2 separate regions of the Homo sapiens genome follow, and region 1 is linked to region 2. Evidence: read pairs that join two places in POLR2A ChIA-PET (ENCODE). Cell type or tissue: HepG2. All regions are shown on one strand. Each heading gives the region's core, and the rest is flanking DNA. Links, peaks and the distances in the headings are about the cores only. Region 1 holds the start of LOC107986229 (a long non-coding RNA gene). Region 2 has its middle 140 kb from the start of BTC.

The links. Peaks named below come from ENCODE experiments on the same cell type or tissue, not always from the same donor. Only the 100,000 strongest peaks of a DNase experiment are listed, where the experiment ranks them.
Region 1: POLR2A ChIA-PET joins it to region 2 with 5 read pairs; 5 of 35 experiments call an interaction of 5 or more read pairs at or near these places.

The regions. Positions count from the first base shown.
Region 1 is chr4:74,584,782-74,590,170 of GRCh38, reverse strand. It overlaps LOC107986229 (a long non-coding RNA gene), which reads left to right and starts at 5,066. Exons shown (of 3, transcript XR_001741513.2): 1 at 5,066-5,158. In HepG2, for the core only: no CTCF peak of the experiment used is centred there; no DNase peak of the experiment used is centred there.
Region 2 is chr4:74,652,311-74,657,699 of GRCh38, reverse strand. No RefSeq gene overlaps it. Among named protein-coding and RNA genes, the nearest start is that of BTC, 140 kb to the left of the region's middle. RefSeq lists an enhancer at 2,522-3,721. In HepG2, for the core only: no CTCF peak of the experiment used is centred there; a DNase peak (open chromatin) is centred at 3,289.

The DNA of each region.
Region 1 (5,389 bases), core at 250-5,249, 67 kb after region 2:
CAAAAATCACCATGCCAAATTAAATACAGAGCTCAAGATGAGAAATATAGTTACTCTGATAGACTTGGCCTTCTCCTAGTTATTATCTGAATACAAGAATATATATGTTTCTCAATGTTCCTTGTTCACGTTTTTTGTGCCCTTTTAGGTTAATCTGTGGAAAAATGTTTTTTCATAAACGATTCAACTTAATACATCTTTTTTCTGTTACCAAAAGTATATGTGTGGCAAGTCAAATATTACATAATATGCTAACCTTTCCAATTCTTAGTTTCCTCATGTGTATAAGGAGTAAAAATTCACAAACACGAAGATTCATTCTAAGTCTGAAATCTCTAGAACTCTGCTGTTGATGAGTGGCTACATGGGACCAGCAGTAGGCAAACAAAATATTTTCTACTCCTATAAGTAACTTAGACATTCTTCCTTTATTTCTCCCCCTTCCTTGCTTCCTTCCCTTCTTCCTTCCTTCCTTTTCTTTCTTTCTTTTCCTTCTTTTTTTCTTTCTTTTCTTTCTTTCTTTCTTTCTTTCTTCCTTTCTTTCTTCCTTTCTTTCTTTTCTTCTTTCTCTCTTTCTTTTTCTTTCCTTCTTTCTTTCTCTATCTTTCTTTCTCTCCCCTCCCTCCCTTCCTTCCTTCTTTCCTTCCTCTCTCTCTTTCTCGCTCTCTATTTCTTTCCTTCTGACGGAGTCACACTCTGTTGTTGAGGCTGGAGTGTGCAGTGGCACCATCTCAGCTCACTGCAACTTCCATCTCCTGGGCTCAAGGAATCCTCCCATGTCAGCCTCCCAAGTAGCTGGGACTACAGGCATGTACAACTATGTCCAGCTAATTTTTTTAAAATTTATTTTTATTAGAGACGGGGTTTCGCCATGTTGCCTAGGCTGGTATTGGACTCCTGACCTCAAGTGATCCACTCACCTCGGCCTTCCAAAATGCTGAGATTGCAGGCCACTGCATCTGGCCTTAGCCACAGTCCTTTTCTTTTTCCTTTCCTTTCCCCTTCCTCTTCCCTTCCCTTTTCTTTTTATTTATTTTTCTTTTCTTTTGGAGGGTCTCAGTCGGTCACCCAGTCTGGAGTGCAGTGGCATCTCCATGGCTCACTGCAGCCTCAGCCTCTCAGGATTAAATGATCCTCCCACCTCAGCCTCACAAGTACCTATGACTATAGGTGTGCACCACTATGATGGGCTAATTTTTAAATTTTTTGTAGAGACAGGCTCTCCCTTTGTTGCCCAGGCTGATCTCAGAATTCCTGGGCTCAAGTGATCCTCATTCCTCAGCCTCCCAAATTGTTGGGATTACAGATATGAGCCACTGCACCCTGCCTCCATACTCATTTCTATCCTAGCTTTGTGTTGTATACATGCTTCACAGCACTTAATACATTTTGTTATAATTATTTATTTTCACATCATTCTCGCCTTCTGGTTTGTGAGTTTCTTGACAGAATACTTATGTCACTCACCTCTATATACTGCACATCGTGACAATTTCTGAACTTTACTACGTATTACATGGTTTTTAGATGGACACGTAATTGATCACAATTGAGAGGAGGTCTATAGGCTATGATCTGTACACCAAATCCTGCCCACTGCCTGTTTTTGTAAATAAAGTTTTATTGAAACACTGTGCACCCATTCATTCACATACTGTTTATGGCTGCTTTCTTATTATAACAAGGGAACTGATTAGTTGCAACAAAGATTATATGACTTGCAAAACCTAAAATGTTTATTGTCTGTTCTTTTTCAGAAAAGTTTGCTGACGCCTGATATGGAGCACTAGAAAGAAATTATTTTTCCAAGCATCAACCCGGAAGTCCCAGCATACCGAGGTTAACCAAAACACTTATATTCTGTTCTCTCACAATTCTCTGAAACTACTTCTCTTCTAAAATGTATGACACTATATGGTAACCTATATTTCCCACTAGAATCTGGGAATATGTAAGCTTTATAGGGGTTGTGCATGATATAAGTATTTTTACCTACTTTTTACCTGCTTACCTCTTAGGAGAATTTTGAAAAACCCAGCACATCTTAAAATTGAGATCTAAAATTTTTCACTGGAGATTCAGGCCACTGCACAATACATAACTTTGTGCAAATATAAATATAGACTATTTAAAATAAAACTGTTCCACCCAAGATAATTTACACAACAAAGTGTTTGATATCCACTATTATCCATCTAAAGAAGCTTTGGCTTACGCTTAAGATGAAGAAGGCCACAAGAGAAAACCCCTTCCACTCTAACAATGAGAACAAACCAGAGAGTCTGCAAAATCATGATGTTTGCAGCCCATTAGTGAGCTGAGGTTGCAAGGCCACCTGGTGAGCTAAGACCCAAGGTTGACAGGTCATTCTGAGGACAGCAGGACAGAAACAAGCTGTTGGACATTTATCGCAGCAGTGAGAAGAGATGGCTGCCATAGAATTCTTACTAGTGAGTGTTAGCGTGGTATGCTTCCATAGGAGAAGGCTGCACTCTCCTGCCAACTCTTTCCTTACACCTCTACCTGATGCTTACATGGAAGATCTGGACAGGAACCAGGGATCAAAGGGGCACAAAAAACCTTTTTCCGATGAAGGAATTTTTCTATAGCTTATATTGGTGGTTAAACAATTGATATAATTATCAAAATTCGTCAAAATGAACCACCTAAAAGTGGAATTTATTATATATAAATTATACCTCAAAAAAGCTTAAATATAGGCCAGGTGCAGTGGCTCATGCCTGTAAGCCCAGCACTTCAGGAGGCTGAGGCGGGCAGATCACGAGGTCAGGAGTTTGACACCAGCTTGGCCAATGTGGTGAAACCCGTCTCTACTAAAAATACAAAACATAATTGGGTATGGTGGTGCTTGCCTGTAATCCCAGCTACTGGGGAAGCTGAGGCGGGAGAATAGCTTGAACCCAGAAGGCACAGGTTGTAGTGAGCCAAGATCGCGCCACTGCACTCTAACCTGGGTGACAGAGTGAGACTCCATCTCAAAAAAAAAAAAAAAAAAGCTGAAATAATTTGGAGCAAAAGGAGTGGTAGAATTGTATGAACAATATAATATTCTTTATGTAATTTTTAAAACATGAAAAAATACTACATATTATTTATGGATTACAGTATGCACAGAAATGATAAACACAAAATTTAGGATAGGGATTACTTTGGGGGAGAGAGGGGAAGAATAAGGTAAGAGTATACAGTGAGTGTTAACTGAATATACTGTGCATCATTTCTTTTTCAAAACAAGAAGTAAATATCAATAAGCAAAAGGTTAAGATTGTATATAGTTGGGTGATGACCATATAGAGGTTTGTAATGTTACTTTTCATAATTAATGAAAGTAATTTGAAGTTAAACTTACATAGTACAAAAATTCTAAACAATAAATAACATAATTGAAATTAAGACAAACAAGGGGCAAGAGCTAGATAGAGCTGTGGAGGGGAACAGGCAGAACAGCATGGTCGACCTGTGGATTTTGTAATGTTTTTGCAGCACAAATAAAATTCTTCCCAAAACAGTTATAATTCTCATTCCCTTCCATGCTACTGTACTTTGCCCTTCTTTTTTTAGGGAAAGACAGATTTCTACCCATCAGTGATGCTTTTCCTTTGAGAATCAGAAGGGACAAGTGGCCAGGCCTGCCAGCTTGATTCTATCTTTAAGGACAGGTGCCTGCTAACATTCGACAATTTTAAAAAAGTATAACATCTAATAAAGCAGTCAAAGAATAAAATGACTGTATTTGGACAGTAGTTCCTCTGGTCCCCAGCATTTGTACTTCTCGCCACGATATGGGTAGTTTACATAGTTGCTCAGCAGCCTGCCTCCTGCAGTTTGTGTTTCAAGACATACAATTTATCTCCTGGACACCCTCACTTCCCACCACTTTTGGTCACTTCTATTCCCTTTGGAGTGCGTAGATTGATGCTGAGGAAGATATCAGCCAGCATACAGAGATAACTACTGGTACTTCCTCTTCCTTCTCCTCCTTGCTTCCTCCTCCTCTTTTCATTCTCTTCTTCCTTCCCATGTTCTTTTTCCTTTTTTTCTAACAAGGACGGCAATTACAATCTTGGCCATGCCTGACATCCATGATCTTTTCCTATTTTTATTACATCTCTCCTGACAATATTACTGCTAAAAACTCAGAAATATGAGAATTTTCATTTTTAAGATTTCTGTAACTAGACTTAAATCCATCTCTGGGACCACATCTCACTTTTGTAGGTAGAAATTCTATCTCAGTCCTCATTAGGGTGTTTCCTCATCCCATGGGCATGCACCACAGTACTGGGATGTTCACTTGGCCGTTGTTCATTAGTCCACACTTGTTGAGTCTTCTGTTGTTCCAGAATGAATGGCCCCTTCCACATCACAGGCTCTGTTGTCATAGTTTTTGAAGCATGGGCACTTGGACGCCTAGTTTCTATATCCCCAGGGGTACCAGGTAGTCATCTCAAAGTCTTATCACCTTCCCTAGATACTGCCTCTGATAGCAATTAGTTCTTTCACCTTCCACTATGTCTTAGTCCATTTTTGCATTGCAATAAAGGAATATATGAGGCTGGGTAATTTATAAAGAAAAAGGGTTATTTGGCTCCTCATTCTTCTGGCTGGAAGATTGGGCATCTGGTGAAGGCCTCTGGCTGCTTCCACTCATGGCAGAAGGTGAAGGGAAGCCAGCATGTGCAGAGATCACATGGCCAGAAAGGAGGAAATAGGTGGGCTGGGGGGTGGGGTGCTAGGCTCTTTTTAACAACCAGCTCTTGTGGGACCCAATAGAGCAAAAACTGACTCATTCCATGAGAACAGCACGAAGCCATTTGTGAAAGGTCTGTCCCACCTCTCACTAGGCCCCACTTCTAGTATTGAGGATTAAATTTCAACATGAAATTTGGAGGGACAGACAAGCAAACTGTAGCATATTACACTGAGATTTGCTTTAAATTGGGATTCATTTCTTCCTTTCCCTCTTTTTTTGTCAAGTGTTGCCATTCTCTCATTCAGTTCCCCTCAGCCATTCTCCCTCTCTTCTCTCCCCATCCCCCATCAGGGTGGCAGACATCATTTCTTCAATGAACTTAGTATTTAGAAAGATATCTTCACTCCAAGCATCAAGTCTTTTCTGTCCTGCAAAAGTCTTAAGGTAAGAAAATATATACTGGCCTGGCCACATGTTCAAAATGAGGAAATACTTAAAAAATATGAAGACCAAATAAGAGTTAATTGATACTCCTGTGCATTATCCTGGAACGCAATCTATAGAAATGATTCCTGATGATAGCAACTGTTCATTTTCTAATAACTCACCTCTGGCTTGAAAATACATGTGTGAAATTCTTTAGCCTGATTTAGACAATTACTTTTAGAATCAAAC
Region 2 (5,389 bases), core at 313-5,312:
CCCAAGTGGACTTGCTAATGTTGAACTCAGATTTAGGAAGAACCACTCCAGTCACAGCAAGGTGGGCCACAGGATGGGACTGTCTAGGGAATGCTTTTCCCAAGGAGGCACAAAGCAGAATTTCTACTCTCCATGGCTAGATTCACTCTCATCAGGAATACCTGGGAGCTGAGCCAGGCATACCCAGTAATTTTTCCAAATTTACTGGATAAGTCAGTCATCTCTCTAAATATGAAATGAGTAAAGATATTAAGAGAGATTCATGAGTATGCAGTTTGAACTCCCTTCATGGGAAGCAAATGCCAGGATTTGGGAAGAATCATCCTGCATTTGCATTTGCCCTTTGGTGAATGTAATGAATGGCCATTTGTGGACACATCATGTGTTTAGGTTGTGCATATATGTATACTGGGAGGATGCTTTATGCTGGAGATAATTTAAAGAAAATGTTAATTAATAGAAAGACTAGTTTGTTTTATTATGGGGAGTTTGGATTTGGTGGCAGGAGTTGTTCCTCTTTTTTCCAAATTGTATGTTTTCTATATGTGTTATATAGTAAATCCCAGCATATCACTTGCTTATTTAAATTGCTCCAACGGCTTCACACTGCACTTAGACTACAATCCAAACTCCTGTGATGGGCAGAAGGCCTAGCAGGCCTCCACATGGGGCCCTTGCCTACTCTGATCTCTCATATCTCCATGAATACTCTGCTCCAGGAGCAGCCATAACTTTTTATTGTTGATGGTCATTTTATTGATTTTTTAAAAAATTGATTACACAAAACTCTTTCCACTTAAAGCATAATTGTTGCTCACTTTACCTGGAGTCTTTGCATGTCTGAGTGCTTCTTGTCATTCAAGTATTTGCTCAAATGTCATTTCCTCAGAAAGGCCTTTCCTGACCACCTAGTCAAAAGTAGTCACCCGGTGACTTAGTCATCCAGTTGTTCTATTCTCTGCACAGCACTTACTGCAATCAGACATTTGTGTTTGTTGTTTATTTATTGTTTATTTTATTTCTCCTGTTGGTGGTCTGAAAACTCAATGAAACCAGTGGGCCTGTCCATCTTCCTTGCTACTGTGTATCCCAGTCATGCATTTGTTAGGAGCTCAACAAGTGTTTGGTCAATGAGTGAATAGTTCCCCTCATCACACTACTGCTGAGCATAAAAATCACCCTGTGTATACAGCAATTAGTTCAGAGGCCACGCCAAAGCATAATGTCAGTTTTGGACATAGATGAAAGTGAGGATGCATTTCCTAACAAGCTTGTTGCCAGCTAACACAGAGAAATGAGCATTGTTAACCAAAATATACCTTCACAAACTTGAGAACAATCACTATAGTTTCAGAAAACTTCATGAGATTTCACCGGCTAAAATATTTCAGTAGCTCGTAAGTATTCCCATGGGTCAAAAGCAGTTTTCATTCAACATTACTTGTTTTTCCAAAATGATTTGTGTTGAAAAGATTGGCATGGGAACAGACCCACAGACATTAGTCTAGATCTCAAACATTGTCTGTAAAAACAAAGGTACTATGCAGATTTCAAAAACCAGGTGTGTCATTGTTTGGGGATAATGAACCAGTATGGATAATCTAGTCTCATATCTTACATTTGAACTGCCTCTTATGACTGGCTTTTAGGGGAATTTTATCTTTGGGGCTATGATTCGACTTTCTACTCCCTGCTTTATCCCAATGGATCAACTTAGAAAGGTTGAGTATTTCAGGGGTAACTCTGATACAAGATTGAATATTATTTGAGATTGAATTTCAGTTTTGAAGATTTTGTTTGATGTGCATCTTGGTGTCCTGAAGGGAGGCAGGCAAAGTGTGCATCACTATGGCACAAGTATGTTTGTGCTTTTCCCTCTTTCACCATCTTCCTTCCAACCAGGTCTTCTAGATACATATGGACCATTAAGTAGTAGTGTTGATACTCTTGTTTGTCTCCTTCATCCCAAAGTATTTGTTTAATATCCAGCAATGTGATGAGGAAGGTGAGGCCTCCTCCAAGAGCTGGAGCTGCACATGGGTGAGTTCATGGTAGCCTCAGGTTTAGGGCATGGTCCTGGAAGGGAGCAGTTATTTTCTTTTCTTCATCTAGATCTGCCTAATTTATGTGTGTGTGTACATGTGTGTGTATATATGAATTGCTTTTCCACAGGAATTGCTTTTTCATTGTGAGCATTTGATAAATCCTGGTCTCTCATGCTTTATTTCATGCACCTGTAATTCAGGCACACAGATTTATCTAGACTATGACTCAAGGATCTCTGAGGTTTATACTGAATTTCTAGACTTAGCTTAAAGTTTCATCTTTGTTAATATGAAGTGGTTCCACAGATGAACAAACAGTGCCAAACACGAAGTGAGGTGTACCGACGGTCCATTTTTACGTTATCATTTTGATTCTATTAGCCACCAGCTTGAATACTGCCAGATGTGAGTGCCAGAGTGAAAGTGGTGAAGAAAAGTTGATACATCTGAGCCAAAAGGAGATATGCTGAGTTCCACTTTAAACTTAGAGGACTACTTAAGGGAAGTATTGCTTCTTGAGTTGAAAGCAATAAGCACAATCCAGTAAATTCAATCTCTTTTGGAGGGGAGTCTGCCTCAGGATCTGGTCTTTTTACTCATGTCAAGACCAATTCCTTCCTAAATTCCCCTGCACAAAGAGAATGCATGGACTGAGGGGCTATGTGCTAGAATCTCTCTTGGTTTAAGATTTTACCCTATTTGCCAAGGACTAGAGGGTAAGGAAGTATAGTTTGTGGAAAGGAATTAAGATAAAGTCATCGACCTGCATGTTATGTCTCATAGCATGAAGAAAAGCACTAAAAGTTCATTGTCATCCTTAGTATATACGAATTGTCAGAAACCCACCCAATGGGGAAAGGGATTTTGTCTTTTTCTCTGGTGGGGCTAGAAAAGTACCTAGTAAAAGATCAATGGATATTTATTGAAAAATTGAATCAATGCATCGATGAAGACCTTACATTCTGTCACACTTATCTGAGTCAGAATTCATTTGCCCCTGATAAATAAATTCTCCTGCTTCAGGCCTCAGGTCAGATCAAAAGAGGAGACCACATCATAATGGGGTGATTTACCAGCTCGGATCCACATCATACTCATCATTTTTCACTTACAAACACATTACAGTTTGAGGAACAGAAAGCATGACTGTACATCCCTGCAAATACTTGTCAGCTTGTGAACAGGTCCAGAGATAACCCACTAGATAAGTCGGTTGCATCATTCAAGAAAATCATTTACTAGACCGAGAAGGAATCCAGCTTTTTCTTGCACGCAATGGGCAGGTGAGTTCAGAGAACAAGGGAACATGCTGTAGGATTTTCGCTGCGTTTCAAGCATTGCAGTGCAGTTACAAGTTAGGGTGAGCTGGGTCAGTTTACTTAGCACAGCTTACCATTGCGTTTCGTCAGAGGATCAATAGGTAAATTTCTTGTGACTGGGCTCTGGAAAACCCAACTCTCACCTGGAAAGGTCAGAAGAAAAAAAAATACATAAACAGTTAACATTAATTTTCTATGGGAATTAGCCCCTCTTCCATTTGTAGCTCTAGGTTTGTGCACAAATTGATAAGCCACCAGGTAATCCTAGGAAAAGTACTACAATTATCTTTGTGGATGTTTGTCTGGACTCTATGCTGTACTCTGCTCCTGAGTTATTAAGAAGTAGCTAACCTTCTTCATACCTGAAACCTACTGATGTCTAAAGATGTAAGAGATTATATAGATTCTTCTCTAAGGAAAAGCAGTAGGAAAAAATATTCTGATCTTTTTCTGTGATTTCCTTCTCAGTTTTGTGCCAATTTCTAGACATATTTACAGAATATAATTATAGAAATCAAACGGTATCAAACAAAGCATCTTTGGTCTGTCATGAATATTCAGTCCTAAGATAAAACAAATCAGTTTAGATTTGAGGAAGATTAGAAAGAAGATTTGTGGAATGACGTTTAAGAAGTTAAGAATGCCTGGTTTCATTCAGAATTTTCAGATGTGTCCTATTGGTGAATGGGCTTTATTTGTAGTTCCTATGTAAGTTTACATTTTTTCGGTAATGTTTAAAACGTTTTCTGCTAAGATTGCCTTTCTAACTCAGAATTTCCTTCCGTGCTCTGAGAGGATTTGTTCTAGAGATAAGCATCGATATCTATGGCTAATAATTATTTAACAGTTATGACTTACTAGCATTACAACGACTCTGTGAGACAGATTCTACATTGGTCTGAGGTTTGGATAGCTTTATTTATTTTTTTTTAAAAGGCCTTTTTATTAACTCTAAATTGAACATTAAGCTAAGCACTTGAACTACAAAACTAGAGAAATTATAATAAAAAAATCTCTGTAGTCTTGAGGAGGCAAAGATTTCTTAGAGCAAAAACAAAGAAACAATAACAAGGAAAAATGCACCCAGCATTGAAAAATGTTAAGAAACTAAAAGGTAAATCACAGATTAGGAGACAATATTATAAAATTATGTCTGATAAATAACACAATTGAGTAAGAAGAGGATAACCTGATTTTAAAATGATTTGAACCCATGCTTTACAAAAGAAGATATAAGAAATGCATGAAGTCCATAGAAGGATCCCCAATATCACAGTCATCAGGGACATGTAAATTCATACTGTGATGGAGTACTACTACAAACCCACTAGAATGGATAAAAATCAAAAGATCTACAATGCTGAGATATGGTAAAGATGTAGAGCAATTATAACTCTCATGTATTGGTGTGGGGATGCAAAATGATATAATCTTTTAAGAAACAGTTTGACAGTTTATTATATAATTATATATTTACCATAACAGCATTCCCAATCCTAAGTATTTTCCAAAGTGAAATAAAAGCATATGTCCAGAAAAGAATGGGTACTCTATTCATATAGTAGCTTTTAAAAATAATAGCCCTAAACCAGATCCAACCTAAATCAACTTGTGAATGAATAAAAAATGTGTATTATTGTGGAAGTCAGTGTGGCGATTCCTCAGGGATCTAAAACTAGAAATACCATTTGACCCAGCCATCCCATTACTGGGTATATACCCAAAGGACTATAAATCATGCTGCTATAAAGACACATGCACACATATGTTTATTGCGGCACTATTCACAATAACAAAGACTTGAAACCAACCCAAATGTCCAAAAATGATAGACTGGATTAAGAAAATGTGGCACGTATACACCATGGAATGCTATGCAGCCATAAAAAAATGATGAGTTCATGTCCTTTGCAGGGACATGGGTGAAATTGGAAATCATCATTCTCAGTAAACTATCACAAGGCCAAAAAACCAAACACCGCATGTTCTCACTCATAGATGGGAATTGAACAATGAGAACACATG